3 separate regions of the Homo sapiens genome follow, and regions 1 and 2 are each linked to region 3. A link is a loop called in an ENCODE intact Hi-C map of the cell type or tissue named here. Cell type or tissue: CD14-positive monocyte. All regions are shown on one strand. Each heading gives the region's core, and the rest is flanking DNA. Links, peaks and the distances in the headings are about the cores only. Region 1 overlaps SSBP1 (single stranded DNA binding protein 1). Region 2 holds the start of TAS2R3 (taste 2 receptor member 3). Region 3 overlaps MGAM2 (maltase-glucoamylase 2 (putative)).

The links. A loop is a pair of places that touch in the nucleus more often than their neighbours do. Peaks named below come from ENCODE experiments on the same cell type or tissue, not always from the same donor. Only the 100,000 strongest peaks of a DNase experiment are listed, where the experiment ranks them.
Region 1: a loop joins it to region 3, with 8 times the contacts of the local background. A loop is called at or near these places in 5 of 110 quality-filtered maps.
Region 2: a loop joins it to region 3, with 2.9 times the contacts of the local background. A loop is called at or near these places in 5 of 110 quality-filtered maps.

The regions. Positions count from the first base shown.
Region 1 is chr7:141,749,556-141,760,235 of GRCh38, forward strand. SSBP1 (single stranded DNA binding protein 1) reads left to right here. Exons shown (of 7, transcript NM_003143.3): 7 at 756-933. The coding sequence ends at 799. Among named protein-coding and RNA genes, the nearest start is that of TAS2R3, 9.2 kb to the right of the region's middle. In CD14-positive monocyte, for the core only: CTCF peaks have their summits at 3,304 and 5,548 (motif pointing right); a DNase peak (open chromatin) is centred at 5,566; H3K4me3 peaks cover 570 bases.
Region 2 is chr7:141,760,826-141,771,505 of GRCh38, forward strand. It overlaps TAS2R3 (taste 2 receptor member 3), which reads left to right and starts at 3,272. Exons shown (of 1, transcript NM_016943.2): 1 at 3,272-4,372. The coding sequence starts at 3,334. The coding sequence ends at 4,284. In CD14-positive monocyte, for the core only: no CTCF peak of the experiment used is centred there; no DNase peak of the experiment used is centred there.
Region 3 is chr7:142,184,763-142,192,762 of GRCh38, forward strand. It overlaps MGAM2 (maltase-glucoamylase 2 (putative)), which reads left to right. Exons shown (of 48, transcript NM_001293626.2): 34 at 315-377; 35 at 1,227-1,361; 36 at 2,988-3,072; 37 at 4,605-4,743. Among named protein-coding and RNA genes, the nearest start is that of PRSS58, 69 kb to the right of the region's middle. In CD14-positive monocyte, for the core only: CTCF peaks have their summits at 4,325 (motif pointing left) and 4,529; a DNase peak (open chromatin) is centred at 3,599; H3K4me3 peaks cover 941 bases; H3K27ac peaks cover 699 bases.

The DNA.
Region 1 (10,680 bases), core at 2,169-10,168, 430 kb before region 3:
CAGATCACTTGAGGTCAGGAGTTCAAGACCAGCCTGGCCAACATGGTGAAACCCTGTCTCTATTAAAAATACAAAAGTTAGCCAGGCATGGTGGTGCACACCTATAATCCCAGCTACTGGAGAGGCTGAGGCAGGAGAATCGCTTGAACCCAGGAGGCAGAGGTTGCAGTAAGCTGAGATTGCACCACTTCACTCCAGCCTGGGTGACAGAGACTCCATCTCCAAAGGAAAAACAAAAAGTTATTCTGTATTGTAATTTAAAAATAAAATTTCTTCTATTTGAATTTTTAAAGTTAAAAACGTAAGTAAATCCTGTCATTGCTAACAGGGCCACATATGGACTCTTACTCTTTCCTCTAGACCCCCAGAGTGTAGAATGTGATACACTTTTGTCCTTTTCTCTGAGGATGTGCTGCCTAGTGTCGTGGAATCTGCCTGACCATTGCAAGCATCCAATTTTGTGACCAGTTCTTTTGCAGGAAATTGTTTCTGAGAAGACTGGAAGACAAGAAATATCCCACCTCTTCTAACAAGATCTGAATTGTTCGAAAAGCAGCCAGTGCCTAACTTGTAGCTCCACTTATGCCAACTGTATATATACCTCTCGTGAGCATAGCAAGTGATTTAATATTTTGAAAAGATGGCTAAAATCCTTTTAATGAACAGCACTAAAGTTATATGTATTAGAGGAGAATTATTGAATGAGATGGAGAAAGAGTTCTGAAATTAATATTTACATTTTGGCTTTTTTACAGATAATATTATATTTCTGAGTGACCAGACGAAAGAGAAGGAGTAGAAAGGATGATTCTTCTTTGGCCATCATTTGGTACAGTCTCATTTCCAAGTCATGTATAATCTTTATGGCTTCCAAGGACAAGAATTAAAATACTCTTTTACGTAAAATGAGTAATAATCTTTTTTCTGACTGTCGTTCTCGCTCTCCTTTTTGTGGTATAATCTTGGTAGCTACTATCTGTTATGGCATTTACTAGTTGTTTATTCTTCTAAGGGTGGTTTCTATGTACAGGTATACAAAATAGTAAACTTTCAGGCTCATTTGTGTTATGGCAAAGGGATAAATATGCTTTGGGAAGGTCTCCTGGTTTTTGTATACACTTTTATTACAATATTGATTTGTCCAATCAGTGAATTTACTGAGCATCACTGTATGTGAGACATTTATCCCATATTTGTAAATATTGATTTTCTTAACGTTTTGCTCTGTAGACATGAAGGCAAGGACTGAATCTTCTGTTTGCCTGCACTTTAAACCATGCTTTACATAGAATAGCCACTCAGTAAGCATTGATAGATGAATCATCCCAATGGGATTCTAAGCTTCAGCTCAAATTGAAGGGAGTTGCTGAGCAGTGGTTAGTGTCTAACCTAAACATCTTTAAGACTAACCTACCTTCTTCATATCTTTTGTTTTTGGACAGTTTCATTAGTAGCATTGATGAAACATAGTTTACCAGCAATAAGGACCTGAATAATTAGAGATGAAATCGTTCATCTCCAGGTGATGCCACAGGAGCTGTAGTTCTGTTCTTTCTCTGCCCCTGTTATCTGTGGGGAAAAGAAAGAGAGATCAGACTGTTACAGTGTCTATGTAGAAAGAAGTAGACATGAGAGACTCCATTTTGTTCTGTACTAAGAAAAATTCTTTTGCCTTGAGATGCTGTTAATCTGTAACCCTACCCCCAACCCTGTGCTCGTAGAAACAAGTGCTGTGTGCTGTGTCGACTCAAGGTTTAATGGATTTAGGGCTATGTAGGATGTGCTTTGTTAAACAAATGCTTGAAGGCAGAATGCTTGTTAAAAGTCATCACCACTCCTTAATCTCAAGTACCAAGAGACACAAAACACTGCAGAAGGCCGCAGGGACCTCTCCCTAGGAAAGCCAGGTATTGTCCAAGGTTTCTCCCCATGTGATAGTCTGAAATATGGCCTCGTGGGAAGGGAAAGACCTGACCATCCCCCAGCCCGCCACCTGTAAAGGGTCTGTGCTGAGGAGGATTAGTAAAAGAAGAAGGCCTCTTTGCAGTTGAGATAAGAGGAAGGCATCTGTCTCCTGCTCGTCCCTGGGCAATGGAATGTCTCAGTGTAAAACCTGATTGTATATTCCATCTACTGAGATAGGAGAAAACCGCCTTAGGGCTGGAGGTGAGACATGCTGGCGGCAATACTGCTCTTTAAGGCATTGAGGTGTTTACATATGTGCACATCAAAAGCACAGCACCTTTTTCTTTACCTTGTTTATGATGCAGAGACATTTGTTCACATGTTTTGCTGCTGACCCTCTCTCCACTATTACCCTGTTGTCCTGCCACATCCCCCTCTCCGAGATGGTAGAGGTAATGATCAATAAATACTGAGGGAACTCGGAGACCAGTGCTGGCACGGGTCCTCCGTATGCTGAGCGCTGGTCCCCTGGGCCCACTTTTCTTTCTCTGTACTTTGTCTCTGTGTCTCTTTGTTTTCTCAAGTCTCTCGTTCCACCTGACGAGAAACAGCCACAGGTGTGGAGGGGCAGGCCACCCCTTCATCTGGCGCCCAACCTGGGGCTAAGGGATCTATTCTATTTATTTGCGCTGACTGAATTTTTTCTTCCACTAATTTAATTTCTTTTGTTGCCTCTGGGGTTAATATTCTTTTAAGTCTGGTTCTCCTCTTAAGATAGAGAGCAAATTTGACATGGCATAAGTAGGAATGCCTAAAGTTGGCCGAATCCAATTAATATCGCCTAGCAATTTTTGAAAATCATTTAATGTTTTTAATGTCTTTTTTTATTTCTATTTTTTGTGGCTTAATTTTTCTATTTTCTATCTGCATCCCTACATAATGAAAAGGAGTAGAGGTTTGAATCTTATCAGATACTATTGCCAGTCCTGCGTTGGCAACCTCTGCTTACAGAAATGTGTAAGTCAATTAATTTGTCTTGTTTCTGTAGCACATAAAATATCATCAGCATAATGAATGATATAACAGTCTGAAAACTTGTCTCTAACTGGTTGAAGAGCTCGACCTATGAAAGTCTGACAAATAGTTGGACTATTAAGCATTCCCTGAGGTAACACTTTCCACTGAAACCTGGTGGCTGGTTATTATTTATGGCTGGTATAGTAAAGGCAAATTTTTCACAATCCTGCTCCGCCAGAGGAATGGTAAAAACGTAGTCCTTCAGATCAATTATAATTAAAGGCCCGGCGTTTGGGATCATGGCCGGAGAGGGCAACCCGGTTTGGATAGGTCGCATGGGTTGAATTACGGCATTTATGGCCCTTAAGTCCGTTAACATACGCCATCTGCTGGATCTTTTCTGAATTACAAACACAGGAGAATTCCAAGGCGAGAATGAAGGCTCAATATGTCCCTTTTCTAATTGTTCATTTGCTAATAAATGTAAAGCCTCCAGTTTTTATTTTGGTAGCGGCCACTGATTTACCAATACGGGTTTTTCTGTTTTCCAACTTAATGGAATGGTAAGTTTAGGAGGCTCTGCAGTGGCCACCCCTAAAAAGGATACCCTATTCCTTTTCTTTCTTGATTTCTTTCAGTCTCAATTGGGACTTTAATGCCATTTTCATTTTTTCCTAGTCCTTTTCCTGGTATATATCCCATCTTAGTCATGATTTTTTGACTCGTGGGGCTGTATAATGGAGCGGGCATAGTGATTTCCGCACCCCATTGTTGTAATAAATCTCGACCCCGCATATTAACAGGAATTGAAGTAATCATTGGCTGAACAGTACTTTCTTGATTATCTGGCCCTAAACAGTGTAAAATCATAGTACTTTGATGCACTTCTGAGGCTGTTCCTATGCCGAGAAGTCCTGTAACAGCCTTTTGTTTAGGCCAATTTTTTGGCCACTGATTTAAAGCAATGATAGAGACATCTGCTCTAGTGTCTACTAACCCTTCAAACTGTTTTCCTTGAATAATGGCCTTACACACAGGTCTGCTGTCTGAGACCTGACTTGCCCAATATGCGGCCTTTCCTGTCGGATCAGTGCTTCCAAACCCTCCTGTTTTTATCTGTTTCCAACCATAATATAAGGCAGGAGTAATAATTGAGCAATCCTGTCTCCTGGACTGGCACTCCAAGGAATTGAAGAGCTAATAACCAATTGAATTTCGCCTTTATAGTCTGAATCAACCATACCACTATGAATTTGAACTCCCTTTAGATTTAGACTTGAGCTTCCTAAGATTAGTCCTACAGTCCCTTCAGGCAGTGGGCCATATATCCCTGTGGGGTTTTTTTGTGGGGGTTCCCCTGGAAGCAGAGAGACTGCTTGTATAGTACATAAATCTACTGCTGCACTGCCACTTGTGGTGGGGGACAATTGTTGTATTGTGGTAACTGGCTCATTCCCTGAGGCACTTGGGACAGTGGGGGTTGTTGTCCCTGAAATCCCTGAGGAGCAAAGGGCTGAATTGGGAATGCCCCAGTTTTTTGTGGGGCCTGAGGCGGGCCCCTCTTCTCATTTCCCAACAATGGTTGCCCATTTCTATCAAATTTAGAATGACATTGACCAGCCCAGTGTTTTCCTTTTCGACATCTTGGACATAAGTCAGGTGGCTCTTTATCTGTTGTTGTAGTAGCTTGAATAGTTATATTTTGTTTATTTGAGACTGGGCAATTCTTTTTTAGATGACCAACTTGACCACAATTATAACATTTCCCCCCAAATGTTCTAACTTGTCTTCCTAAAGCAACTCCCATTATTGCTTGAGCCATAAACATAGCTTTATGCATAGCTCCTCCTCCATCACAGGCTTTTACATACTCAGATTACATTTGATTCTGTGGGAACCTTACCTTTTAATGGCTTAATGGCTGATTGACACTCAGGATTGGCGTTTTCATATGCCATCAACTCCACTATGACCTTACAAGCATTCTCATCGGTAATTGACTTTTGAGCAACATCTTGGAGCCTTGCCACAAAATCAGGGTAGGGCTCTTTAGAGCCTTGTCTTATTGTATTGAATGAGGGGCAGGCGGTTCCTGGGTCTTGGATTTTTTCCGAGGCCCTAAGGCAGATAGCTCTAACTTGCTCAATGGCCTCATTTTGCATTAACACTTGTTGACTAGTAGTGCTTCAATTTTGACCTGTTCCTAATAGTTGATCTGCATCTATGTTAACTGGAGGATTGGCAGCCCTGTTTCTTCAGACCGACCTGTTGTTGTGCCCCATCAATCCACCAAGTCTTAAATTGTTAAAATTGAGAGGGTGAGAGAGACAATTTGGCCAGAACCTCCCAATCATAAGGAATGAGTCTATGTCCATGAGCAATGGAATCTAATAATGTCCTCATATAAGGGGAGTTGGGTCCATACTGTTTTACTCCCTCTTTCATATCTTTTAGCATTTTTATAGAAAAAGACTCATATCTGGCCTCAGCTAGGGGAGGCTCTCCCTCTTGGGCCCCTTCTCCAGGTGGTATTGGTTCTAATATTACTGGGAATTGCCATGCCTCAATATCTCTTTGTTTTCTTGCCTCATCAATAATTTTATGTAATACACTACCCTGCTCACTAGGTGGTGCTGTAGGATTAAGTCTCATAGTGGGTGGCTGAGGGTATGGCGCCCTGTCCTGTGGGGCTGGGAACATTCCTGGCTGTCCATACTGATTTTCCGGGGGTGGCCGACACTTAAGTTCGGCTGGCAGCCAGTATTGATAGGCTACTGGCAGTTGGGTCTTATTTTCTACCGGCTGATATTGTGGATACTGTATTTGGATTGGCATTGCCGTGACAGAGACTCTATCTTTCTCTATTTGATATTCTCTTGGGGTTTGTACTTGCCTAACCTGCATTTGAGGTTGTAATGTTACAGGCATCTGAACTGCTGGAAGAGGAGTTGGCCCTCGTGGTTTAGACTCTGATGGCCCTGCTAATTCTGGACCTTTTTCTTCTAATTTTAACGTTTCAGGATATATCACCTCCTGTAATTGATTATAGTCAACATTTTGCATTGACTGAGCCATTACCGGCTCTGCTACATACTCACAATGTAAACTTTCCGTTCCTTTCCGGGATTTTATCTCTGCCTCTTCTTTACAATCTATTAAACAGCTTTCAGGGGCATCAGAAACTGAAACACTATCTTCTTCTGTTTGAAACGGTTCTAAAGCTACTTTAATAATGACCCAGTCATTCCATACTGTAAGTGGGATGATTTTACCCTCCCTACTTGCTTGTTTTAATTCTTTGCCAATTTTTTCCCAGTCTTTTAGATATAAAGTTCCCTGTTCTAGAAACCATGGGCAAAATTTTCTATTGTTTGAAATAGTGTGATTAGATTTTTTTGTAGAAACTCTAACTCCCCCCCTTTTTTTTTAAAGAATTTTAATAGAATTGAGATGAGAGGCATATTTACTTTTAGTTTGCCCCATTGTTACCCTGGCTTTTTCCAAGCGCGCAAGCTTACCGCAAGGCTGACTGTAGACGTACTTGGGAATCTCTCATTGACTTGTCCTCAATGACCACGCTCGAGCGTACCTTCACCCTAGAGAAAAGCACCCACGTTGGGCACCAGGTGAAGGGGTGGCCTGCCCCTCCACACCTGTGGATGGGGCATTGATAGATGAATCATCCCAATGGGATTCTAAGCTTCAGTTCAAATTGAAGGGGGTTGCTGAGCAGTGGTTAGTGTCTAACCTAAACATCTTTAAGACTAACCTACCTTCTTCATATCTTTTGTTTTTGGACAGTTTCATTACTAGCATTGATGAAACATAGTTTACCAGCAATAAGGACCTGAAATATAACTAGAGATGAAATCGTTCATCTCCAGGTGATGCCACAGGAGCTGTGGTTCTATTCTATCTTTCTCTGCCCCTCTTATCTATCCTTTTAGAGTCTTCTTCAGAACTCTTGGGGAAGGTAGAAGAGGATCCTCTTAACAACCTCTGTCAGTGCCTCCCTTAGAGCCTTAGGTCCTACATTTTCCTTTTATTTTTCCACATGAATCATTATGTACATCATGTAATCTTACTTTTTATTACAAGATTCAGGAAATTTTAGAATACTAATAATTTGCCAATAAAGATGAAATAGTAACTCAGTTTTTCAGTGCATCTTTTGCTCTTTAAAGTTTACATCAGCCCTCCCGAGGTCTGCCTGCCAGTTTGCTGCTGTATCCCAGAGGTTGGCTGCCACTGTGCAGGTTGTTTTGTTCAAATGGTAGAAGTCTCTCGTACTGTCTAGGCCACTCTGTCTCCAGTTTGGCCTCTGACCCAGCCTATATATTTGCTTCCCAGCCTACATGTTCTGTCCTCTCTGCCTGAGAGTACGAGTACAGTGCTAACTGTAGCTTAGGTCATATTGGACTTTATTAGGTTCAGAATTCCCAAGCTATGTTATAGGTCTGTGACTTTTTTGTTTTAAGGTATTTTCTGCACACTTGAGTAGCTTTTTTTATACCTACAATGCATTTTGGTTGAGGAAAGATGGAATTTTTTAGCTTTATCCTCTCCTTGCTCAGGAACAGTAGAAAATTCATTGCTGTTTTCTCCTGCCAGCCATCTTTCTTTTTCCTGCAGCTGGGACAGTTAATCAGCATATTAACTCTGCTCTCTTAAGTTCACACATTAAAACTGCCTGGTGATGTAGTCTTTATTCCTTCATGCCACATTCCTTAAGCAAAATTGGGCAGTATATAAAATTTATCTTTTTAGCAACTCTTTCTTCTATCAGCACAGCAGCTTTTATACTCCTTAAGTGTTGTGAGAAATTATGCAGATTAACAGTCCTGTTTAAGCAGGGTAATAAATCTCTGCTTTGGGAAAATGACATGGTGAACAGAAGAGCTTAATTACCAACCTGGAGCAGTTTCTCAGCCCTGAATGCAGGGGTGGAAGAGGATGCTGTGCTGGATCATTGTGAGCCGAGGGGCTCTGCTTTAAACTCTCCCCTGGAGGTTGCCTCTTCTCTCCATGCCTCTGAAAGGCTGTGGAGCTGAAGCAGTGGTGCTTTATCAGACTTAGGTGTGTAGCATGCAGTCTTCAGCATGCGTATGATTCTAGCAGAATGATTCTCGCCTCAAGTCAGTCAGACTTGCTAGGGAAACTTTGCCTACCCCTGGGAAGCCCTATCTGCTGAGAAACTTTCTCCTGCTCCCTAGCTGGTCTAGGAAGAGCGCATTTGGAAATATGATAGCAGTAAATAGCAGTAAAAGACTAGGGGTCTTCTAACCCAAGTTTTGGGTCTTGCATTTCCCTTTTTGATGTGATAGTGTCAGGGAATAAACCTCAGAAAACTGCACTGTGACCTCGATTTGGAGTTTCCTGTTAAATGGTAAGATGAATAGTATACCTAGAAGAATGGGAGAAAAAGTTTCAAACAGTATGTCTGGGGTATCCCATTTTTGAAAAAGAAGTTGTAATGAAGATAGGCTTAATGTCTGGAGGGAGAAACATGAGGATGTTATTATCTCTAGAGAGGGTGATTATGCGTGATTTTCCTTGTTTCTTTACAGTTTTTTAAATATATATTTTAGCATTGAACATATATTACTTTTATAATAAAAAAATAAAACTTTTTATCTGGGGAAAAAAACCTTTCCATTATTTCTGAGCCAGACTAATTTACTCATTCACTTTTAGTGAGTACCACTTTACTGGATATGAATGAGAAAATCTTTTATATATTTTCCCCCACTATCTGTATTTTAGCATCTCATGCTTTTATAATTCATTCATCTGTTAATACGTGTACACAGCCCAAAATGATTTACTTTGAATACCAACCTAGCCAGGCGCAGTGGCTCATGCCTGTAATCCCAGCACTTTGGGAGGCCAAGGCGGGTGGATCACGAGGTCGGGAGATCGAGACCATCCTGGCTAACATGGTGAAACCCCGTCTCTACTGAAAATACAAAAAATTAGCTGGGTGTGGTGGTGGGCGCCTGTAGTCCCAGCTACTGGGGAGGCTGAGGTGGGAGAATGGCATGAACCCAGGAGGCGGAGCTTGCAGTGAGCCGAGATCACACCACTGTACTCCAGCCTGGGCGGCAGAGCCAGACTCCATCTCAAAAACAAAACGAACAAACAAACAAAAAAACCAACCTATATGAGATCTACTGTTTGCTGCCTTTACAGTTCTCAAAGAATCAATCATTTCTTAAAACACACTGGACATTTTATTCAAAGATGATCCAAAAACACCAAAGATATATTTCTGTGGCAGTTTTGGCAATAGAGTATACATTTCTTTAGGAATTACTTGTCATTGCAATGTGGATTACAGCCTAACTTTTGCAGCCAAGTTAGGAGAAATTAGTGCTGTTTTCCCTTTGTTCCCTAATGAGATCATGGCAATTCTTGAAGGCAGGGTTTTCTTTTACTAAAACCACCCTTTTTCCCCAATCTAACTCAGCCTCACACAGTGACATGGAGATTGATAAATGTTTGTCATTCGGTTAGGTGGGACTTGAAAAGAAAATGAGGGCAGGATCACCTTGCTATTTTTCTGTTAGAGTTTGCATAATATTCTGTGAAGATTTGTGGGAGTAACAGCAAGAAAATCGTTGTGGAAAATGAGAGGCAAGTCCAAGGTTAATGAATTACAGGGAAATCTCTTAAAGATGTAACAATAATCATATTAATGACTGTCATTTCTCTTCTGGTTACTATGTACCGAGCTAAGCTAAGTACTTTTTATCATTGTCTCATTTAGCCATTATCCTAAGAAGAAGGTACAATAATCCCATTTTACAGGTGAGGAAACCCAAAACTGGGAGAGGTTAAATAACTTGTCAAAGTCATGCATCTTCCAGGATGCACACCTGGAGGTTGAACTCAGGTATGTGAAGTTTGCATTTTGCTTTCTGCCCAATGCCTGCCTCCACTTGCATTCATTCTCCACTGGCCCTCCGTATCCACAGATTCCCGCAACCAACTGTATTTGTCTGTTTTCACACTGCTATGAAGATACTACGTGAGACTGGGTAATTTATAAACGAGAGGTTTAATTAACTCACAGTTCCGCATGGCTGGGGAGGCTTCAGGAAATTTATGGTCGTGGCAAAAGGTGAAGGGGAAGCAGGCACCTTCTTCACAAGGCAGCAGGAGAGAGAGGGCACAGGGGAAACTGCTACTTTTAAAACCATCAGATCTGGGGAGAATTCCCTCACTATCAGGACAACAGCACAGGGGAAACCACCCCCATGATCCAGTCACCTACCAGGTCCCTACCTTGACACGTGGGGATTACAATTTGAGATGAGATTTGGGTGGGGACATAACCAAACCATATCATCCTGCCCCAGCCCCTCCCAAATCTCATGTCCTTTTCACATTTAAAAACCAATCATACCTTCTCAACAGTCCCCCAAAGTCTTAACTCATTCCAGCATTAACTCAAAAGTCCAAGTCCGAAGTCTCATCTAAGACAAGCCAAGTCCCTTCCACCTATGAGCCTGTAAAATAAAATTAGTTACTTCTAAGATACCATGAGGGTACAGGCATTGGGCAAATGTTTCCAGTCCAAATGGGAGAAATTGACCAAAATAAAGGGGCTACAGGCCTCATGCAGGTCTGAAAACCCGGCAGAGCAGTCGTTAAATCTTAAAGCTCTGAAATCATCTCCTTTGATTCCACGTCTCACATGTAGGCCACCCCAGGGCATGCTGATGCAAGAGGTGGGCTCCAACAATCTTGGTCTTGGGC
Region 2 (10,680 bases), core at 987-8,986, 420 kb before region 3:
CAGTTGGGCATCTTCTATATATCATGCACCCATATAGGACCTGAATGTAGGGATGTATATAACAGGATTCCTGCACTGAAGGAATTCACAATTAAGCTTATGAGGGGTTAGGGAGGATAAGCAGAAACTTTTATAGCTAACTGTGATAGGGTGTGAGGAGTAGCTTAGAAGAGAATGGATAGGTGAGCTTTCAGCAGAGGAAACAGCATGAGCAAAGATCCAGAAACAAAAGTTTATGAAACAAAGGTGAGGCATGGAAAGTGGGTTGGGGCTAGATAGTAAAGGGCCTTGAAAGCTTTCAGAGAACTTTGGCAATGGGGAGCAATAGAAGGTTTGAAAACAAGGACATCTTATCAGAATTGTGCGTTAGGAGAACAACAAAGACAGAGTGAAGGGCTAGAAGGAGAAAGCCTAGAGGCAGTTAGGAAGCTCTAATAAGCCTAGAAAGGTTAGCAAGAATGGGGATGAGAGGTGACTTGAGGGGCGTTTGGGATTCAAGTTGATTTGACAAATAGTAATTGTGTACCAATTTTGTGCTGGACCCTGTGCTAGGCTCTGTGTTAGAGATACTGCAGAGAATCACTTATAGCTTCTGCCCAAGATCTAGTGGTGACACAACCACTATTGCTAAGAGGAAATGCAATTCAGAGGTGGTTCTGAGGTTCCTGCATGGAGATGTGTGGATAGTAGCACTTCATTTCTGAGTTTATGGAACATGGATGTGGGAGCAGAGTTGAGAGGGGGAAAGATAATGAGCTTAGTTTTGAATATGGTTTATCTGTAGACTTTCTAATGGCTCCTTGGCAGGGTATTAATTATATTAGTCTGGAGCTCCGAGGAGAAGTTGAGGCAGGAGTGATTATTCTTTTTCTTCTGCTAAACACATTATAAATGGTTTATGAGATAACTTTTTTGTTTTTTATTTTTAAATTTTATTTATCCTTTATTTATAACATATGTATGTATGTTGGAGTCTCGCTGTGTCGCCCAGGCTGGAGTGCAGTGGTGCGATCATAGCTCACTGCAGCCTCAAACTCATGGTTGCAAGTGATGCTCTCACCTTGGCCTCCTGGGTCGCTGGGATGATAAGCATGAGCTACCATGCCTGGCTGTGAGATAACTTTAAAGCATTCTAGCTTTCTATTGTAGATTCTAGCTTTCTGTTATAGAAAACCGTATTGTGGAAAAGATTTCCAGTTGCCTACCTGTTTTAAGATGTACCTGGGACTTGCCTTAATCATGTATGGTAGGAGACAACTGCTTTAATCATGTCACGGAGACAGCTGCTTTAATCATGTCACACAGACAACTGCTTTGAAAGAAGAGTCTTTTATTTCACAGTTCCCAATAGGAGGTTGCATGCTATGCCATGCAAGGCCACTCAGGGATGCACTGGAGTTGGTCAGGAGGAAGAAGGAGGGGGGAAAACATAAGCCAGAGGCTTTGTTGTGTTTTTCATAGGGAAGCAATGAGTAAGGCACCAGTGGAAAGCTAAGCAAGGTTAGGATTGGGTAGTTTGAATAATTTCAGCAGGCTGCAGGTTCTCAAGATGGTCCCTAGTTATCAGGTGCCTGGCCCTGGGGTGATTGAAGGCAAGGTCATAGTGTCCTGGGCTCGTTTTCTACCTAAGCAAAGGAGGTAGATGGGAGGGGCAGTGTGGATTCAGGATTGGCTGGTTTGCTTATCAAAGGAGTTTTCTCAGGCAAGTTGGCTAACTCCAGGAATTAGCTAACCTTGGGAGGGCATGCCCTCTCTGGGTCTGCAAGGCCCAAAAGTGTCAAAGCATAAAATACAGAAAATAAACATGATTAATGCACTACCCAGTATCTATTGTCCCTTCTGTATTTATAGAACCCAGATGTGACAGGGTGCACAGCACATGTACTGCATTCCTGTTCTTTTCAGTTAGGGGTTGCCAAGGGGCTATAGGCAGAAGTCACTTGGTGATGCTCTCAGGGAACTTTCTATATGAGTTACTCTTGGGAGGCGTATCCTGTGTGCTTCCCCAGACTCTCGTCCTACAGCATTTTCTTTTTTGTCTGAAATGTGGACATTTCATGGCTGGATTTCCAGTTGCCATCTTGGACCATGAGGCAGTCTTCAGAATGGAAGGTAGAAGAAGCTGGGATCTGCAATCACTATGCAACCACCATACCAGCCTGGACAGTTTGCCTCTGGACTGCTTTGGGAGACAAAAATATACCTCTCCTCTAAGCCATTTACTTGTGTTGTGTACTTAAACCTAATTCTTTCTTATTCATATATTGTTGACTTTATCTCCGTATACATGAGCAACTCTTTACTCTTATCTTTCTCTTACATGACCTTTCACGGCAAGTAGAAGTAAAATCTTTTCTTTATTCCCACAATCCTTTAGGTTTTAAACTAATGTCTCATTAAATTTAGGGAAGGGAGTAGGACATAAAAAGTATACAAACCTTAGCAATTAGCTTTAAAAAGAGTCAACATAAGCATACTTTAATACAAACTACGTACTGCTTAATTCTGCATATAGTCCTGAATGAAGATCCTTAATTAATAGCCGCTTGTTAAATAGAGGAGCTCTTAGGTTAAGAACAGAAGTATTGTTCTTATGCCTCCCTGGACAGTATTATAGCAGACTAGCAATCCAGAGTGGGTCTGAGACTTCCCACTGCAAGTCCAAGTTCGGGATGTAAGCTTGGCCACTTTCTGGTGAGGCTTCTCTTGCTAGCTTATAGCTTACAGCCATCTCTCTGCATGTAAGCCAGGCTCCAAGGGGCATGCCTTTTAATTCTAATCCATGATCAATGGCACTGAACTTTTACAATTTTATGCACTTAAACCTCACTCCAGGTGGATAGTGGCTCCTAGTGGAATTCCTTTTCTGTATCTCTGAGTCCTCCCTCCTGAGGAATGAGACTTTTTACTCTTCTGAGTAATTCTGAGCCGCCTCCATTTGGTGCCGCTCATCTTTCTGTTTTGGGTAACTCAGAGCCCTACACCCTTTGAAACTGAGTCCAAGTCCTCCATCATCTTTGTGACCTAGATCTCTTCCTTCTCTATGTGACACTGGACACTACTCATTTGCATTTTAGCAAAGAGCTGCAAAGTTTAGGTTCATTGATGGAATATGACAATCCATATCATCTGTGAAGAGGACAGACTAACCTGAAAGAGCCAGAGAGGATTTCCTAAATTGTGCTCTACGACAGACTAAATTGGGCAGAGACAAGAGACAGGTACAGTGAAGCAACAGGTAGAGGAGTAGATTAACGAGAAAAATATCACATCAGTGAGGAGATTCTATGTATCAACAGAAAGAACAAAGATCAGGGCTGCCTAATTGCTGACATGATGGGACTCACCGAGGGGGTGTTCCTGATTCTGTCTGGCACTCAGTTCACACTGGGAATTCTGGTCAATTGTTTCATTGAGTTGGTCAATGGTAGCAGCTGGTTCAAGACCAAGAGAATGTCTTTGTCTGACTTCATCATCACCACCCTGGCACTCTTGAGGATCATTCTGCTGTGTATTATCTTGACTGATAGTTTTTTAATAGAATTCTCTCCCAACACACATGATTCAGGGATAATAATGCAAATTATTGATGTTTCCTGGACATTTACAAACCATCTGAGCATTTGGCTTGCCACCTGTCTTGGTGTCCTCTACTGCCTGAAAATCGCCAGTTTCTCTCACCCCACATTCCTCTGGCTCAAGTGGAGAGTTTCTAGGGTGATGGTATGGATGCTGTTGGGTGCACTGCTCTTATCCTGTGGTAGTACCGCATCTCTGATCAATGAGTTTAAGCTCTATTCTGTCTTTAGGGGAATTGAGGCCACCAGGAATGTGACTGAACACTTCAGAAAGAAGAGGAGTGAGTATTATCTGATCCATGTTCTTGGGACTCTGTGGTACCTGCCTCCCTTAATTGTGTCCCTGGCCTCCTACTCTTTGCTCATCTTCTCCCTGGGGAGGCACACACGGCAGATGCTGCAAAATGGGACAAGCTCCAGAGATCCAACCACTGAGGCCCACAAGAGGGCCATCAGAATCATCCTTTCCTTCTTCTTTCTCTTCTTACTTTACTTTCTTGCTTTCTTAATTGCATCATTTGGTAATTTCCTACCAAAAACCAAGATGGCTAAGATGATTGGCGAAGTAATGACAATGTTTTATCCTGCTGGCCACTCATTTATTCTCATTCTGGGGAACAGTAAGCTGAAGCAGACATTTGTAGTGATGCTCCGGTGTGAGTCTGGTCATCTGAAGCCTGGATCCAAGGGACCCATTTTCTCTTAGAGTAACAGAGGGCATGGGGTGGAGCCCTTGAGCCTTTTGGCCTGGCTCAAGACTACAGGACTCTTCCTGACCTTCCTATGTTACCAGTTCCATAACATCAGTAGGAGAGAAACACTGACTGCTTTGCCCCTGGTCCCTGGGCACTTGTTCCAAGGTGAAAGCCACGCTTCTCACAGCCTCTCTCTGTATGGTGGTTGCGGAGGTGGGGAGGGTGCAGGAGTAGTAGTCTTGGAAATGACCATGTCGTAAGAACACTCTCACTATAAACATATGGTGCTGTATTTTAATAATCATCAGCTCGACATAATGAGTCTGATTACTAGTTTCAACTTAAATTAGATACTAACAGTGATAAACATAAAATTACATAGTAGACTTGAAGGAAAGAGCAAAAGCTTTGCAGTCCTATAGATGTGGGTTTGAATTCTGATTCTGGCCAAGATTTTTGGCCTCTGGTGAGTTACTTTAATTACCTGTCTGATTCCCTCTTCTGATCCCTACTGGCCATTTTAGCACAGTGTGTTGTGTACAGTACTCAGTAAGTGAAGGCTATTATTGCGCTAATATTGGATTGTGCAGCAACAGCAATTTCCATATGATTCCAGTTCCCACAAACACATTGTGTAATGATGAAAACAGTGGAAAGAAAATCAAGACCTTTAGATTCTAGATTCCAATTCAATCTTGCATTTCATGATCATTTTGCTAAAGTACATTTTCAAGTAATTATTTTGTAGATTGGGCAAAAGACCAAGTAGTTTTGTTTTTATTTTTGACCAAGATGCCTACCTGGTTTTAAAATTACAGTTTTATCAAATGTAATATAAGTGAATTTTGTAAGTTTAATCACTTTTATTTAAATAGAAGTATATAGGCATTGATTTACTTCCTGTTATTTACAATTTTGACATGTCAATGAAAAGATATTGCTTAATATCCTGAAGAATTCTCAAATTTGTAAACATATTCAGTTAATACACATGGCATTATTCAGAAATGTGTATTTCTAGCCCTAATGGGACTCTCAGAAGTGGACTGTTGTGGCTAAGAATGTAGACCCTGAAATTAGACAATCTGTGTTTAAATCTGGCTTTGGCCCTTTTGAACTGGGTGACCTTGGGGAAACTTCTTAACCAGTCTCTATTTAACTTTCTTCACCTGTAAAATAGAAATAGTAATTTGTGTGTGTGTGTGTGTGTGTGTGTGTGTGTGTGTGTGTGTGTGTGTTGGGATAAAGTTGTTGGAAGGAATGAGTGAATTAACACATGGGAAGTGCTTAGAGTTCTACATGGAACAAACACACAATAAAACTGCTATCGTTGTTGTTATTTTGTGAAAAGGAGCATACTTTGACATAATAAAAAGGAGTATATTTGGACATAGCATGAATGTCCATTACATTACTGGACATTTGGTCATATGTAACCAGAAATTGACATTAGGGTTGTTCTGGGATTTATATGTTAATTCCTAAAATGATGGGAATAAAATTTCCTTTGGTCTGCACAGTTTGCATTATCCCATTGGATTAAACACCTCCACAACCAGCAAGTGAGGGTTCAGGAGAAAAACCATATTACTGATAGATAAAATAAAGAACTGACTTGTTTTCATCACATTTGAGCTTGTAGAGTGAGTAAATTTTGTTAGCCCCACTATCATTAAATTGTCATTGTGACTTGGTGGAGCTTGGCCAACGGTCTGAGCAAGATTTCCAGGTTAACTCTGAAATACATATTTTCAGGAGTTGATGAGTGGAGTTTCTTGGCTATGTTCTGTCTGGTGTCAATTTCCATTTGTGGCCAGACAGTGTATTCATAGCCAGAGAGGAAAGATTTCTGAATTGTCCTTGGCTTTTCAGGCTTCTCCCCTTATTGCCCAGCTAGCAGATCCCCTTGAGAAAGGGATGAGTTCTGCCTAGCTTCTGGATGTTGCTGTAATATTCCAGGAATGAATACATGGTTCACTTCATTTTGATTCTGGCCAACCTTGATTCCAGTTCATTCCTTCCTGCCACAAACATTTATTTAACACTTATTGTGCACCAAGCACTGTACGAGACCAAGCACTGCACGAGACGCTTGTTCCTTGAACACTGTTCTGTTCTCAAAAACATTACTTAGTGCGTAATATAGACACAGAAACAAGTATTTAATTGCTGCATCACTGAAACACGTGCTTCAGGTACAATAAAGGGATCATCCGATCTTGAGGGTCCTGATGCAGGTGATCTTTGTGTCTAGACCCCTTTTGTGGCAGCCTTGAAAATGTGCGCTCGGATCTCTGCTGTGGAGGCACAATTGGCTGATGGCTCCAGCTTTGGAGATCCACTACCTTGAGGCCACATCTCCTGCAGGCTTCTCCCAGCCAGTGGTGGAGCACTGTGGAGTACTAAGGCAGGTCTGTTTTGCTGAGACATGCGACTCCTCTAACAGGCAATTTTGGCCAAGGACTCTGCATCAGCTTGGTCGAAGTTTTCTTGGACCTCTACTGCACTTTAGAACTCTCTCTACCCAATTATTCCATACCCCCCTTTACCTCTCCCCCCCTTTTATAGCTGTCAGACCTACATTGCTCTCTGAATACTCTGCTCACTTCTTCTGGCTCCCACCCACCTAACATCTCTTGCACATCTAATCTTTTTTAAGCCTCTGCCTCTTGGCAGACCTCTCATATAAGTAATCTCTGTATTAAAAAGCTAGTGCAGATGATAAAGATACTCACTAAAAGACATATAAGTGTATGTGCATATGTGTGTGTGTGTGTGTTCTAAGTGCACCAGAATTCTAGAAATCATTCCAGATTCTGCCTTCTTCTACAGCCTCAATATCCATTTAGTTGCCAGATCCCTTTGGTTGTACTTCAAAACATTTCCCTCAAATGTTCCCTGGTCTCCATCTCCACTCTTTTCAGCCCATCAGAGTGATTACAACAGGATTCTAACTAGTTTCCTGCTTCCAGCTCCATCCCCTTCCAGCAAAGCCTTTCCTTATTACTTGGATTGTGTTCTTCATACAGTGAAAATATGAAAGTAATGCTACCCTCTTGAAAGTCTTGCAATGGCTCTCCATTGCTTTGGGTAAAGTCCAAACTACTTAGTTTACAGCATAAAGTCAGTCTTCATTTGGTCTCTGTTTTCTTCTTTTTAGTTTCATCTTCTCGTTCCTTGCTTTTCCAAAAGAACTTTGAACTATTTCTAGTTCCCAAATATGCCATACTCTTCTTGCTACTATGCTTTTCCATGTGCTGCTTTCTATGCCTAGAATTATCTTTCTTATCAGCTGTGTCAACTTCTCTTATTCTTCAACACCTTCCTCCTCTGGGAAACTTTCTCTGACTCTTTCAGGTGACGCTAAGCACTTATTCTTTGTGTTTTTCTAATGTTGTACATGCCTCTGATCACATTAGTATAATAATTATGCCCAAATTCTGTACCTACTATGGCATAGATACTTCGTGATTTATCTTTCCAGTTTCATCTCCCACTACTTCTCTTCCTGTCCTTGTACCCCTCCCCTCCTCTGTTTTCTGAACCCACCACACACTGTCACCTCTTAGTCTGCATGTAGAGTTCTCTGCTTCCAATATCCTTCTTTCTCCCTACCTTAGCTTTTTTTTGGATAATCTCTTTGCATCCTTTAAGACTTAATTTATATGTCTTCTCAGTTCCTGAACTGCCAAAACTGGATCAAGTGCGCCTCCTGAACACTCCTATTGCGCTCCTTGTGTTTCCTTATTATGGCGTCTAAAACTCTCAACTCTAATAGTCTATTCATCTGTCTTTTTTACCATGTTGTATATTCTTTGAAGGGAGGATGTGCTGTGGGTGATTCTTCTCTATTTCCCTAGCACCTAACAGTGTCTGGCTGATGATAACAGTTTATAGAATGAAAGAACCAGTGAGGGGAAGTCTAGTGTAGTAGAAAGAGCTCAGTCTCAGACCTTTCAGCTTAGCCACTTCTTTGCTGCTGTGGTTTGGATGTCCCTTCCAAAACTCATGACAGAATGTAATTGTGTCCTTGTAACAGTGTTGAGAGGTAGGGCCTTTAAGAGGTGATTCGGTCATGAGGGCTTTGCCCTCATGAATGGATTAATGCAGGAGTGGGTTTGTTATTGCGGGAGTTTGGCCCCCTTTTCCTGTCTTGTTCTCATGTACACATTCTTGCCCTCTGCCATGTTATGAAGTACTAAGTAGGCCCTCATTAGATGCTGAGTTGATGCCAGCACCATGCTCTTGGACTTCCCAGCTTTCAGAACTGTGAGCCAACTAGACTTCTTTTCTTTATAAATTACCCAATATGTGGTATTCTGTTATAGCAGCAGAAAATGGGCTAAGGCATTTGCTCTGGTATTAGGCAGTCACTTATTTTCCCTGATCTTCATTTTCCTCACTCATAAATAGGGATAACCATATACTCCTCCTAGGATGCCTGATGCACTGCTGGGAACATAGCAAGCATTTAAAAAACCACAAGTAATGGAAGTTTTCTTCTTTCTCTTAAGTGCCATCTATACTTTTTTGAAAAAAATTTTTTTTTTCTTATTTTAAATTTAATCACCTTCCATCTGGAAACTGAGAAGGAGATGTTTAGCTACTATTTCATATAAATTAATATTGACAGAAGACTGAATTTCTTTGAAGATAATTTAAAAAAATAAAAGTAACAAATCTGAAAATGTTTACATTACTTTCTTAAAACTTCTGAAATATTAGCTAATAAAAGAATCTTCATGCCAATTTTGATTTTAGATTATCAATAACTTTTAACGTAGGGTCTCCTTAAAAAGTCTCATTTATAGAAATCATTGCTACAAAAAGCTTAAGGTAGGGTGTATGTTTTTTTGCCCCAACTTTTTTTTTTATTATACTTTAAGTTTTAGGGTACATGTGCACAACGTGCAGGTTTGTTACATATGTATACATGTGCCATGTTGGTGTGCTGCACCCATTAACTCATCATTTAACATTAGGTATATCTCCTAATGCTATCTCTCCCCCCTGCCCCCAACCCACAACAGGCCCCAGTGTGTGATGTTCCCCTTCCTGTGTTCATGGGTTCTCGTTGTTGAATTCCCACCTATGAGTGAGAACATGCGGTGTTTGGTTTTTTGTCCTTGTGATAGTCTGCTGAGAATGATGGTTTCCAGCTTCATCCATGTCCCTACAAAGGACATGCATTCATCATTTTTTATGGCTGCATAGTATTCCATGGTGTATATGTGCCACATTTTCTTAATTGAGCCTATCATTGTTGGACATTTGGCTTGGTTCCAAGTCTTTGCTATTGTGAATAGTGCCGCAATAAACATATGTGTGCATGTGTCTTTATAGCAGCATGATTTATAATCCTTTGGATATGTACCCAGTGATGGGATGGCTGGGTCAAATGGTATTTCTAGTTCTACATCCCTGAGGAATTGCCACACTGTCTTCCACAATGGTTGAACTGGTTTACAGTCCCACCAACAGTGTAAAAGTGTTCCTATTTCTCCACATCCTCTCCAGCACCTGTTGTTTCCTGACTTTTTAATGATCGCCATTCTAAATGGTGTGAGATGGTATCTCATTGTGGTTTTGATTTGCATTTCTCTGATGGCCAGTGATGATGAGCATTTTTTCATGTGTCTTTTGGCTGCATAAATGTCTTCTTTTGAGAAGTGTCTGTTCATATCCTTCGCCCACTTGTTGATGTGGTTGTTTTTTTCTTGTAAATTTGTTTGAGTTCATTGTAGATTCTGGATATTAGCCCTTTGTCAGATGAGTCGATTGCAAAACTTTTCTCCCATTCTGTATGTTGCCTGTTCACTCTGATGGTAGTTTCTTTTGCTGTGCAGAAGCTCTTTAGTTTAATTAGATCCCATTTGTCAATTTTGGCTTTTGTTGCCATTGCTTTTGGTGTTTTAGACATGAAGTCCTTGCCCGTGCTTATGTCCTGAATGGTATTGCCTAGGTTTTCTTCTAGGGTTTTTATGGTTTTAGATCTAACATTTAAGTCTTTAATCCATCTTGAATTAATTTTTGTATAAGGTGTAAGGAAGGGATCCAGTTTCAGCTTTCTACATATGGCTAGCCAGTTTTCCCAGCACCATTTATTCAATAGGGAATCCTTTCTCCATTTCTTGTTTTTGTCAGGTTTGTCAAAGATCAGATGGTTGCAGATATGCAGTATTATTTCTGAGGGCTCTGTTCTGTTCCATTGGTCTATATCTCTGTTTTGGTACCAGTACCATGCTGTTTTTGTTACTGTAGCCTTGTAGTATAGTTTGAAGTCAGGTAGCGTGATGCCTCTGGCTTTGTTCTTTTGGCTTAGGATTGACTTGGCAATGCGGGCTCTTTTTTGGTTCCATATGAACTTTAAAGTAGTTTTTTCCAATTCTGTGAAGAAAGTCATTGGT
Region 3 (8,000 bases), core at 1-8,000:
TTATAGGTCTGTGACAAGGAGATCAGAGATCTGAGAAATCACTCGAAAGTTGGTTGTTCAGAGGATATGTTTAAAAGAAATTCAGTTAATTATTAAATTCAAAAATAGAATTTTGAAAACATAGAATGAATCAAGAGACCCAGCCTACTTTCACCTAATGTAATTTTGTAGATTCAGCCTTTACAGTTTAATTTATGGCAAAGATTCCCAAGCGTTTCATGGAGATGCCTGTCATCAGAGTCTAACACATGAAATATCTCATAGTCTGTATGCAAGGATCTGTAAAGGTTTTAATTGCCCTTCTTTTTCTCTAGGTTTGGCCAGATCTGCCTAATGTAATTGTAGATGGATCCCTTGACCATGAAACTCAGGTTAAGGTACAGTTGTATATAGATTTTTGTCAACATTGCCCTAAACATCTGGATATTTACATTTTTTATCCTGATGAATAAGTAGCTAACCCTTCAGTTAAGTAGCCCTAACTTGAGGGTGCTTATCCACTGTTAGTTTCTTGGCAGAAAGAGATCCTCGAGTGGAAAGCTCAACAAACAGCGAACATGGAAATGTGTAGAAGGAAATCATCAATGAAATCCTCTCATAAGTGTGATTTTAATGGGCTGTGATTTGTTTGAACTTTATGACGCTTGAAAAATAATGAACCAAAGTCTAGCATTTTCTCACTAGAGGGGAATCCATTATGAACAGACTGGATTTTAATAAATTATCTGCATACAAAAGAAAATACAAGTCAGCTGAATGAAGGAAAGTTGTTAATCTCAGCCTGGTCATCTAGCATCCCCTCTACTCTGGAGTTCACTTGCCCCTGGATGACAGTCCTCCTTCATCTCATTTGAATAGTCTGGAAAAAGCTTTTGCTAATATCACACTGATATTTAAGTAAAAAAAAAAAAGAAAAAGTATTTGCATCTCTAAAGTTCAATTGTTCAGACACTGTTAATTTTCCAGTCTTGTGATTACATGTCCAGTTATTAAACAAATCCTGTATTTGAAAGGGATTATAAAGCTATCTAACCTTCTTCTAAGAAAATAAAGAATGAAGTCAGCCTTCCCCAATCTCTGCTTCTGTTGTAAACTCTGCAACAGCAGCAGATCTGAGATTAGAGCAGAGACTGATCTGGGCAGGCACAAATTCCTGTTCATCTCCCATTTGTGGTCTCCTGTATAGGCTGAGACCCCGACAATGAGAGTGTGTGTTATTCTTACAGCTTTACAGGGCCTACGTTGCCTTTCCTGACTTCTTTCGTAATAGCACAGCTGCGTGGTGGAAGAAAGAGATAGAAGAGCTCTATGCAAACCCTCGAGAGCCAGAGAAGAGCTTGAAGTTTGATGGATTGTGGATTGTAAGTGCACCCTTGGTTGTCTTTTTTTTTTTTTTGGAAATGTTAGCAAGTCAAAACATGGGGAGGAGAGACTAGCAAAGCAGAGACATAGGGCTGAAGAGATGAAAGGGAGAATCTAGGTGCTGTTACAGAATCTAGGTGCTAGGACCAAGAGAAGCAGAGATCATTGCTGATCTGCCCAGGGACATATTGTCTGGTGGATGTTGGAGCCCACAGAGGAGACTGCTACTGCTGGAGATGCCAGAGCAAAAGAGAAAGGGAGAAATCACCTCCCATCTCCAATCTCTTGCCAATATCACCCACTGGCCAAATCTACCTGAAAGCTTATTGTAAGGGAGTCTTACAGGGCAGAGCTGGGAGTGGGTGAGGCATGGAGTTGAGAGCAAGTAGACGTTTGCCATAGTACTGGGGCAGACAACTCTGAGGGAATGGCTTAAAGGGCCTGTTCAGATGTTTGCTGTAAATGCCAGTTGGCCTTAAAAGCAGGACTTCCTGAGATGTCCCTGGGATATATGTCCAAGGGCAGCTCTATCTATGTTTTCCTCTGTCCTGATTTCCTTCCCCACTGTCCAGTGGCCTGAAATCTTAAGCAAGCTCTAGGCCAGCTCTGAAGAGCTATTCAGCTCTGGGTCAGACTGGAAGAAGTCTGTGATTCACTCCAGAGACAAAAGTCCACTGAAAACACAGGGGCCTCCCTGACCACCCGCACCTTTGAGATAGTTAGGCACAGAATAGACATGTGAAAGGACACAAATTAACTCAAACAGGCAAATCAGACAGTGGAGAGTTGTGGGCAGCTTTGAGAATAAGAGATGCTGATAGCTCTGGGGTAGTATTTTTTTTTTTTTTCCAATGGAGGGAAAGCTGTAGCTGGGTAATTCAAAGTAATGAATAGTTCCTCAAGTACTTTCATTTGCCTTTAGTATGTCCTATTTAAAATAGTCTGGCTTTCGAAAATTTAACTTTTCCATTGTCAGAGTGCACAGTGAACATTCCCTTAGGAGCCCCTACTCCTTGCATTTAAGTAACAAATTCCCCAAAGTATGTTTTTATTTCCAAACTTGTTTCTGAGTTACATATAACTTTTTAGAAATATATTTATAGCAGAAAGTGAGATAACTCTCCTTGTGTTTGGCCTATGCCAATATCAGAATTAGTCCAAGCAACTGGACTAAGAAAAAATAGAGGAAGATAATAGTAACCTCTGGCCATAGACTAAAAAGTGAATAATCCATGCGTAGTAAAACAAGATGGGCTACCTCTGTTGGGGAGTTGTATCAAGGGGAGTTGTATCAAGAGATTTCCTTAGGTCCTGTGTCCAGCATTACCTCACTATTTTTGCCACTGTAAAACAATCCTTGTAAGTTTTAAAATGCCAGGTAAGCAAGGAGTTTAGCACTCCACTTTGGCCGATATAAATTTTTAGAGTCCATTTGGGTCAATGCCAGGGATTACACTACACATTTTTAGAGTCCATTTGGGTCAGTGCCAGGAATTAAACACAGTGAACTAAACCACCAGCTGAGCTGAGGGCTTCAAAAGTCATCTCCCTGAGTTAGTGTCCTCTATAGCCAAGGCCATCCTGCCCCTGACATGACGAGATCTTTTTTTGTTAACTCATTTCAGGATATGAATGAGCCATCAAATTTTGTGGATGGATCTGTCAGGGGCTGCAGCAATGAAATGCTAAATAACCCACCCTATATGCCATGTATGTAAAATAATTACTTCATCAACTTACTTTCCTACTCAAAGACTCCAAAAGTTTTCCTTTTACTGTCAAAGTGAAGCCTAATGTTGAAGACAGAAACCATTCTCCAACATGACATGAAATCCCAAGTAAGATAACCTTGAATAAGTGCAGCTAAACTAATCAAGCAAGAAATAATGACATGATGTGGTGTGAAAGAAACCAAACGATGCATGGTACATTTGATTCCATTGATAACTATGAACAGATTGCTAAAATTTTAAATAAACCCTTAAACACACACACACACACACACACACACACACACACACACACACGTGGAGAGATGTTCTTTTGATTAAAGAATTAAAACCTAGTTTCTGAAGTCTCTCTGCCCATGTAAACAGACATTTGATGAAGGATACTTTTTGGTCATTCTGTGGTACAAACAAAAATAGAATGTTGGTATCAAAAGGATCTCAGAAAGTTGAATCTTCTCGTGTTGCAGAGAAACAAGGAAGGAAATGACTCACTTCTAAAAGTACTGTACCACGGCTGAGGTGGGAGGATTGTTTAAGACCAGGAGTTTGAGTCTTGAGACCAGCCTGGGCAACATAGTGAGACCCATAAAAAAAAACAAACAAACACCAAAAACCAGAAAAACAACAACAACAAAAGGCATTATACCAGTAATCTATGGGACAGAATCTAGAATTCAAGTTTCTTGATGTCTACATCACTGTTATGCTGCCCATTTCTCACTCACTCACTCATTCATTCATTTTCTCCTTCATTAATTTAATGCAGGGGGTGTTTGACTTGCAATGGTCTGACTTATGATTTTCAACCTTACAATGGTAAGAAAGTGACATGCATTCAGTAGAAACCGAACTTTGAGAGCCCAAATAACCATTCTATTTTTCACTTTCACTATAGTGTTCAATAAGTTACAAGAGATATTCAACACTTTGTTTTAAAATAGGCCTTGTATTAGATAATTTTGCCCAACTTAGGCTAATGTAAGTGTCTGAGCACATTTAAGGTAGGTTAGGTCCATTCAATGCATTTTCAAGTTACAGTATTTTCAACTTGTGATGGGTTCATGGGGATATAATCACATTGTAAGTTAAGGATCATCTGTACTTATGTATCAAGCAAATGCTGTCAAATCAGAAAGATTTAGAGACACAAATACAAAAATGATTGAAATAGATTTATTCCCTGGAGAACATTACCATCTAGTGGAAGAAACAGTCCTAACAATGAAGGAGTTTATTATGTTGGCAAAAGGGCTATGACAACACTCTATAAATTAAATCAGAGTTGGTGCAAAAAGAAGGGGAGCTGCTTTTCCCAGCTCCATATTTTATCCTTACCCTTCATTAGTTATAAAGACACAGAACATTGTTTTCTATAGACTAAAACCTCATAAAATTGGGTCTGTTACTGGTAACAAAGTTGTTGATTGAAGTAAAGAAATGCCAAAATGATGGGCATTTCTAGTGAATGTGCAAATCATGTTGTTTAGGAAATAACTCAACATTTCCCCTCAGATTTGGAATCTAGGGACAAGGGCCTGAGCAGCAAGACTCTGTGCATGGAGAGTCAGCAGATCCTGCCGGACAGCTCCCCCGTGGAGCACTACAACGTGCACAACCTGTACGGGTGGTCCCAGACCAGACCCACATACGAGTGAGTGTCTTTTTGTCACAGCAGCAAAGATAATTTTCCACATCATTCCTTTTGCCATTTCATATTTGCATTGTGCATGTATCTACGTGATCCGAGTTAAATGGGTTAAAGTCAAAATTTCAGGCACGGTTGCCCAAGCAACCACCTCTGAGCGCATTTATCAAGTGGGTTACTAAATTCACCTATTTAAAGTGAGCAATTAGGTAATGTTTAGTATATTCATAGAGTTGTGCAACTATCACAAAAATTAAATTTTCGAACATTTTCAGAACTCGAAAAGGAAAACCTTTGCCCATTAGCAATCATTTCTACCTTGTTCCTACCTCCTGAGCCCTAGCCATTACTCATCTATTTTCTGTCTATGTGGATTGCCTATTCTGGACATTTCATAAAATGGAATCACACAATATGTGCTCTTTTGTATATGGGTACTTTCACTTGGCATAATGTTTTCAATGATTATCTATGTTGTAGCATGTATCAGTACTTGATTTCTTTTGACTAATAAAATTTCATTATATAGATACACCATATTTTGCTTGCCTATCTACCAATGAGTGAACATCTAAATTGTTTCCATTTTTTTTTTGGCTATTATGAGTAGTGATTATGTGAATATTTATGTGCAAGATTTGGAGTAGACATGTTTTCTTTGTTTTGAATATGTATCTAAGAGTGGAACTTCTGTGTCATATAGGAACTGTATTTTTAATATTTTGAAGAAATATCAAGCTGTTTTCTAAAAAGGCTGTACCATTTTACTTTTTTTTTTTTTTTTTTTTTTTTGATGGAGTCTGGCTCTGTCGCCCAGGCTGGAGTGCAGTGGTGCAATCTCGGCTCACTGCAACCTCCTCCTCCTGGGTTCAGGTGATTCTCCAGCCTCAGACTCCCGAGTAGCTGGGATTACAGGCATAAGTCACCATGCCTGGCTAATTTTTTTGTATTTTTTAGTAGAGACGGGTTTCGCCATGTTGGCCAGGCTGGTCTCGAGCTCCTGACCCCAGGTGATCCACCTGCCTCGGCCTCCCAAAGTGCTGGGATTATAGGCATGAGCCATCGCACCCAGCCTACCATTTTACATTCTTACCTGCATGTATGATAAAATGTATAAGAGTTGCAGTTCCTCCACATCCTTGCCAACACTCGGTGGTATTCATCTTTTTAAATTATAGACATTCTAATGGGGGTAAAGTGATATCTAATTGTTGTTTTCACTTTATTTCACTAATACTAATGTTATTGAGCATGTTTTCATATGCTATTGGCTATTTGTATATATTCAAATATCTATTCAAATCCTTTGCTCATTTTTGATAGAATCATTTTTTTTAATTATTATTGAGTTGTGGCCAGGCGTGGTGGCTCACACCTGTAATCTCAGTACTTTGGGAGGCCGAAGTGGGAGGATTGCTTGAGTCCAGGAGTCCGAGGGCAGCTTGGGCAACATAATGAGACCCTGTCTCTACAAAAAACAAACAAACTAGCCAGGCAGAATGGTGCATGCCTGTAGTCCCAGCTACTCGAGAGGCTAAGGTAGGAGGATCTCTTGAGCCTAGGAGTTTGAGGCTGCAGTGAACTATGATGGCACTGCACTTCAGCCTGGGCAACAAAGTAAGACTATCTCTACAGAAAAAAAAAAATTATTGGATCGTAAGAATTCTTTAAATATTCTAAATTCAAGCTTCTCATGAGATATATAGTTTGAGGATATTTTCTCTCATTTTGTAAACTTTTCACTTCCATAACCATGCCTTTTGGAGCACATTTTTAAAAGTTTTTATAAAGTCCTATTTATTCATTTACTTACTTATTCATTTGTCACTTGTGCTTTTGGTGTCATATTCAAGGAACTATTACCTAATTCAAGGTCATGAAGATTTATTCCTATGTCTTCTTCTAAGAGCTTTATAGTTTTAGGTATTACACCAAGATCTGTCATCCATTTTAAGTTTATTTTTGTGTATGGTGTGAGGTAGTGGTTCAATGTTATTCTTTCCTTCATTTTATTATCTTGACACCTTGTCAAAAATCAATTGACAGTAAATGAGAAGGCTTATTTTTGCCTTCTCAACTCTATTTCATTGATCTCTCTCTCTCTATATATATATATATCCTTATGCCAGTACCACACTGTCTTAATTGATGAAGTGTGACTCTTCCAATTTTTTTTTCAAGATTGTTTTAGCTACTATGGGTCCCTTGCATTTGATATGAATTTTGTAATCACTTTGTCAGTTTTGACAAAATAGCAACAGGGATTTTGATAGTTTTTACATTGAGTCTATAAATCAGTTTGGTGAGTATTACCATGTTAACAATATTAAGTCTCTTTTGATTCATTAGCATGAGGTGTCTTTCCACTTATTTAGATCTTTAATTTTTTCAACAATTATTTTTAGTTTTTAATGTATATGTTTTTGGCCATTATTTCTATAAATATTTATCTGTCCCTTTGTCTTTTCTTTTATCCTTCTGAGATTTTGCCACTTTCCAATGTCGTTGGGAAATTTCAGACTTGTTCTTTAGTTCTTCCCAGGACAGAGTGTGATCTTTTCTGTTCAACTGCCCCTTTCTGCTCAAGTATCTGAGCTCTCTGCCTTCTGTCCCCAGAGTTTACAAGAACCTCATACTATTTGATTTTGGGCTATCAACAGGTGATGTATCATGTTGCCCCTGGTGTTCCACAATCAGGGGCAACATGGTCTTCCAAACAGAAATTCTTCTTCCCTTTCCCACTTTCTTTACATCTTCATCTTTCAGTTGCTCTTTCACAGTCTTGCTTTCCACACCTAGCTTGAGGCTTTTCCAACCAAGGAAAAACTAGTTCTTCAGGAAAACACCCATGTCATTATATGAAATACACACAAAACAAATAGGTGTTTTGCAACCTCAGAGATAACCTTACCTTGGAAGAGTACAAGGATGAATAAGTCACAGTCCCTGCTTTCAAGGACCTCATTGTCTAATTATAGGAGTCAAACATGAGAGGGAAAATCAATTAACTCTACTGGGATAATCCAGAAAGTCTTCATAGAAGAAGTGATGTTTGAATGTTGGTTAAAAGAAGAGTAGAAATTTTCTTTTGGCAAAGAAGGGGCTTTCAGGGCAAAGAAAGCAGCAATAAGAAGATGTGAAAACTTGATAAAGTTTCTACCAAAAGCTCAACTTTCCCATGCACCATCCCCTCCTCTCTCTTCAGGGAAATTTGCTTTTCACACATCTGCATCCCATCGCCATCTTTCTCTTCAGAGAAGCTT